Linked DNA regions of Homo sapiens: region 2 is linked to region 1. A link is a contact called in ENCODE Hi-C or POLR2A ChIA-PET data. All regions are on one chromosome and are shown on one strand. The core of a region is the stretch at or near the end of the contact, and the rest is flanking DNA. Distances in the headings are between cores, read along the strand shown.

Evidence for each region. Hi-C counts contacts between places; a loop is a spot of excess contacts on that map. ChIA-PET counts read pairs that join two places held with the same protein, here RNA polymerase II (POLR2A). Pooled maps may share reads with other maps.
Region 2: POLR2A ChIA-PET joins it to region 1 with 13 read pairs in activated naive CD4-positive, alpha-beta T cell. The contact joins two enhancer-like sites. A Hi-C loop is called at or near these places in 4 of 50 pooled maps. POLR2A ChIA-PET finds 5 or more read pairs at or near these places in 2 of 52 experiments (activated naive CD4-positive, alpha-beta T cell and naive thymus-derived CD8-positive, alpha-beta T cell).

The regions. Positions count from the first base shown.
Region 1 is chr4:1,292,415-1,295,125 of GRCh38, reverse strand. All of the region lies in intron 1 of MAEA (macrophage erythroblast attacher, E3 ubiquitin ligase), which reads right to left. Among named protein-coding and RNA genes, the nearest start is that of MAEA, 3.9 kb to the right of the region's middle. RefSeq lists an enhancer at 1-308. Within about 2 kb of position 1,390, at least 5 of the 41 ENCODE cell types and tissues checked have a DNase peak (open chromatin) inside an H3K27ac peak, as active enhancers do.
Region 2 is chr4:1,614,986-1,617,696 of GRCh38, reverse strand. It overlaps a transcript of FAM53A not described here. Among named protein-coding and RNA genes, the nearest start is that of FAM53A, 68 kb to the left of the region's middle. RefSeq lists an enhancer at 2,340-2,711. Within about 2 kb of position 1,321, at least 6 of the 41 ENCODE cell types and tissues checked have a DNase peak (open chromatin) inside an H3K27ac peak, as active enhancers do.

The sequences.
Region 1 (2,711 bases), core at 141-2,640:
CTTGTCTTCATTCTGGTGCCAATGTGTCTCCTTGGGCTTGCTTCCCATTCTGCTGACCCCTGTACCCACAGACCGAGTCACTGCCCAGCACCCAGTCTCACTGTGAGACCCTCCCTGCACAGCTCTGGGACACCCCCAGCCACATCACCCCAATGGTGCTGTGTGCCTGTGTGCCTACTGGGGTGAGAGCCGGCCAGGACTTCAACACGGTCCACAGAGCCTCACCCCAAAACTTAGCTCCGCCAACCAGCTCACAATATCGCATTCACTGGAGGAAGCTCATCCCCACCCCCGCCCCTGCCCCTGCCCCTGCCCCCGGCCCCACCCCCGTCCCCTGCCACTGTCCAACATCACCTCAACCTCATCAGCGTCTTTAAAGGATCTGAGATGTCTGTGTGTGCTTGTGCTGATGCCTCCCTCCCACCGGAGCGTAGACAGGGGCCTCACTTGTCTCCCCATCATGCTAGCCCAGGGCCTGACTGTGCAGGGCCTGACCGTACCTGGCCGATGGAGGCTCTCAGACCACTGCTGCGGAGGGGGGTATGGGAGAAGCTAAGTGCACCTGCAGCCCTGCTCTGCAGCCCGGCGGCGGTGCCTTGCTTAGGTCCCAGGGCCGCTCCAGGCCTCACGTCAGTACTGCCTCCAACCTAGCCCAGCCATTACGGTGAATCAGGCATTAAAAAGCACTTTCTTGACTTGAAATGTGTTAAAAAAATAATACTTAAAAAAACAAAAACAAAACCAACCCCCCAGCTAGCAGTGAATTCAAGTCTACATCCTTATCTCAGCCTTGCCCAACCAGCTGGAAAGGCCCAGGCCTGGGAGGGAAGACCTGTGCCAGCGCGGAGGCCGCGGAAGCCAGCCCAGGGCCAAACCACCAGCAAACGGTGGGAGAGGCGAGGGGAGTGGAGCTGGGAGCCACAAAGGGCAGACCATGGCTCTTCTGGGCAGAAGGAATTTCCACTGTGCTCTAGAGACCGGGCGGATTCTGGAGGGCTGTGACGTTACTGCAGATAAAGTACATCGAAAAAGCCGGCCACAGAAGAGGTGGAGACCCGGCCTAAGACTCCTCAGACACGGCATCACCAGGGTCCAACCCAATGTGTGTGTCAGTAAGTCAAACGCTTCGTGGTTGCCTGTGTTTCTCACACTCGAGAACACATGATCCTCCCAAATCCAGCCAAGATGGAGTGAAGAAAACTACAAAAGGCGCAGGAGCAGTTACAACTTCAGCACACAGCTGGCACCCGAACTCCCTACCACAGGCACAGACCCAGGCTGTGAGGCATCAGGGCCATGCCTGGGCAACCAGACTGTCATCAAACCAAAGGCAGAACATGCAAATCTTCCTGTAGAGAATTCAGACACCTGAGAATGCAACCACAAGCCCGGTGTTTCTCAGCCTGTCCTCTGGGGAGAGGACAGCATCACCACCTTGGGTGTGAGAGGACTCACTGGAGCTGGGAACCCTTGCTGGGGCTCCAGGAGAGGAGAGGTGGGCCCAGGTGGGGTTCACAGAGAGGAGCCAGGTCCAGACCAGGGTCTCCAGGTGATGAACACCACTTCCCGCCCTGGGCTGTGCAGACACCCATGTGAAATTCTCTAAACTATTATTTTTCTTCGGCTATCTGAAGGGAAATAGTAGGAGTAAATACACCAAAATGTTAATGAAGTTCTCTCTGTGCAGCAGGGTAACTTGAAGAAAAAACAAATTACTTTTATTTATTTATTATTTGAGACAGGGTCTCACTCTGTCACCCAGGCTGGAGGGCAGTGGTGCAATCTCGGTTCACCACAGCCTGGATCTCCTGGCTCAAGTGATCCTCTCGCCTCAGCCTCCCAATTAGCTGGGACTACAGGCGCACACCACCGCACCCAACTCATCAAATTACTTTTATAATCAGAAAAAAAAAAACCTTTTACAAAATAATGAAAGCAAGGGCTTCCAATTCAAGATGGTGAACTATGCATGTTGAATTGAAAGATGGTGAATTCCTGAGGTCAGGAGTTCAAGACCAGCTGGACAACATGGAGAAACCACGTCTCTACTAAAAAATACAAAAAATTAGCTGGGCATGGTGGCGGGTGCCTGTAATCTCAGCTACTCGGGAGGCTGAGGTAGGAGAATTGCTTGAATCTGGGAGGCAGAGGTTGCAGTGAGCTGAGATTGTGCCACCGCGCTCCAGCCTGGGCAACAGAGTGAGACTCCGTCTCAAAAAAGAAAAAAAAAAAAAAAAAAGATGGTGAGTTATTCATCTTTCCCCTCCCCCACAAGGCATTACCCACCACCCTACACCGGACGGCGTTCACAGCATTTGACAGCAAAAAGACACAGCCACAGCCAGGACGCAAGGCTGAGTCCTCATGAGCCACACCTCCGTTTGGTAAGAGGAAGAAACAAGTCCCTTAAAGCAGGATCCAGCCCAGCAATTCTCAGGGGTGTGTGCATGCCCCCAGGGCACATCTAGCAATGTCTGAAGACATTTTGGGGGCATGCTCTTGGCATCTGGCAGGCAGACACCAGGGATGCTGCTAGACATCCTAGACTGCACAGCCCCCACCACCGACAAAGGCTCCTCCAGCCCAAACGTTCGCAGGCCGGTCCACCCCTTTGGTGGAAATAGAAGCTCATGACGACAGAGGTGCCCAAGGTCAGTGCGTGTTGGCTGCAGCAATTCACGTCTGTTCCATTCTCTTCCCACTTCACCAGG
Region 2 (2,711 bases), core at 72-2,571, 320 kb before region 1:
TAAAAAAGAGTGGCTAAGGCAGGTCTCGGAACAGAAATGGAAACAGTGAAAGAAGAAACCTTGGAACATCAGGAAGGAAGAAAGAGCGCAGTAGGCAGAATTATGAGTGAACATAATAGGTTTCCTTCTCCTCTTGAGTTTCCTAAATTATGTGTGATGGTTGAAGAAAAAAATTAGAATACCGACTGATGTGATTCTTGATAAATGTAAAGGAAATGTTTATGATATGTTATAGGTGGGGAACTAAATGGACACCAGGGAGGGAAGGCTTCAGCACTTCCCTGAAGCTGGTAAAATGTCAACACCGGCAAACTGTCATGAGCCACGTATAAGTAATAACCTAGAACAGCAACTAAAAAAGTGGATGAAGAGATGTACTCAGAAACACCATAAATAGCTCAACAGATAAATAACTCAACACATGATCCCAAAGTCATGAAGATACTCTCCTGTTTGCTAAAGTTAAGTTAAAATGGAGACTGAGCAGACAAAACATGCAGGCCTCATGAGTGTTGTCAACCTTGCTTGATTTGTAAATATAAATGAAACTTTTTTTTAAAATTTCAAGATGGAGTCTCCCTCTGTTGCCTGGAGTGCAGTGGTGCTATCTCAGCTCACTGCAACCTCCGCCCTCTGGGTTCAAGTGATTCTCCTGCCTCAGCCTCCTTAGTAGTTGGGACAACAGACACGTACCACCGTGCCTGGCTAATTTTTGTATTTTTTGTGGAGATGGTGTTTCACCCTGTTGGCCCAGCTGGTCTTGAACTCCTGATTTCAAGTGATCCACCTGCTTCGGCCTCCCAGAGTGCCGGGATTGCAGGCATGAGCCACGGTGCCCAGCCCATAAGTGAAACTTAATTTGAGCCTATATTAAAGAAAAACAGAGCTGAAGCTCAGCCAGCCAAAGCAGCCAAGAAACTTACATAACTAAGGCTTCTCCGCGGGACAGACCGAAGCAGGCAACAGTGTGACTGTCACCAATCCAAGCTTTTCTTTGGTTTACTTCTGCATCCTTCTTATCAAAGCCTTCACCCTGCATTCCCTCAACCACTTCTGGTTTGCAGCTGCTCAATTCAAGAATGTATTTGCTCAAATAAACTATTTTGCCTTTTAAACATGTGTTTTCCTAGAATAGTCACAGTTTTAGTTTTGTTGTTGTTGTTGTTTTGAGACGTGAGACGGAGTCTCGCTGTGACACCCAGGCTGGAGTGCAGTGAGATGGAGTCTCACTGTGACACCCGGGCTGGAGTGCAGTGGCGCAATCATGGCTCGGCTCCCGTGTCATCCAGCCTGCTGGGCGCCAACTTGCTTGGCCCCTCTTGATGGCCCTTGGGCTCAGTAGGGAGGGGTGGGACCTCCCCGCTTCCAACCTTGGCCGTGGGGACCTGCGTGCCTGGCTGAGTGAGCCGCTCCTGGGCTCCTGGCACTGTCTTCATCAGCAGTGCTGATGTGTCCTGTGACTTGCTTTATTTTGGGTTTGTTTCATTTTGTGGTTTTATTTTGTGTTTGATTTTGCATCTCATGTCGCTCCGCAGTCTCACATGCTTCCTCTCCTGGCTGTGCCCACCCCTTCGTCTTGCCGGTGTCTTGATTTCCTGCACCAGAACCTGCTTACTGCATCCAACATCCCCCATCCTTCCTTCCTGGAATCCCAGAATCTCTCACACAGTGGCTGGCCCAGCACCCAGGGGTGATGACAGGCAGGAGGCCCCTTGAGCTGTGGCAGGTTGGTCTCTGTTGAAACAGCCAAACGGATGTCTCTGAAACATCGCCATCCACAGCCTTGCCCATCCCTGCCCAGCCCCTGCCCTAACGTCGCTGCTCTGTCTTTGCTGCATGGCGGCTTTGGAGAAAAGTGCATGGTCCTTCATCTGTGGATGCAGCCAATCCCTTGTTCGGATTCTGCATTTGCACATTTGCCTCCTTGATAAAGTGGCAACCCCCAAATCAGTACTTGTGGTGCTTTTGTGGTCATTCTTGGACATGTGAGGAGCAGCAAACAATTCGGGCCATCCCCTGTGTGCGCCCAGGTGGGATGGGCGTGGCTGCATCCTGTCTTCCATGTGTGCCCAGGTGGGATGGGCGTGGCCACATCCTGTCTTCCGTGCGTGCCCAGGTGAGGTGGGCGTGGCCGCATCCTGTCTTCCATGTGTGCCCAGGTGGGATGGGCGTGGCCACATCCTGTCTTCCGTGCGTGCCCAGGTGAGGTGGGCGTGGCTGCATCCTGTCTTCCATGTGTGCCCACGTAGGGTGGGTGTGGCCGCATCCTGTCTTCCATGTGTGCCCAGGTGGGGTGGATGTGGCCGCATCCTGTCTTCCGTGTGTGTGCCCAGGTGGGGTGGGCGTGGCCGCATCCTGTCTTCAGTGTGCGCCCAGGTGGGGTGGGTGTGGCCGCATCCTGTCTTCCGTGTGGGCCCAGGTAGGGTGGGCGTGGCCACATCCTGTCTTCCATGTGTGCCCAGGCGGGATGGGCATGGCCGCATCCTGTTTTCCGTGTGTGTGCCCAAGTAGGGTGGGCGTAGCCGCATCCTGTCTTCCGTGTGTACCCAGGTGGGGTGGGCGTGGCTGCATCCTGCCTCCCTTGTGTCCCCAGGTGAGGTGGGCGTGGTCGTGTCCTGCCTTCTGTGTGCCCAGGTGGGGTGGGCGTGGCCGCATCCTGCCTTCTGTCTCTGCTCATCTGTAAATGTCCTTTTTTGTGGTTTGCGTGTGCC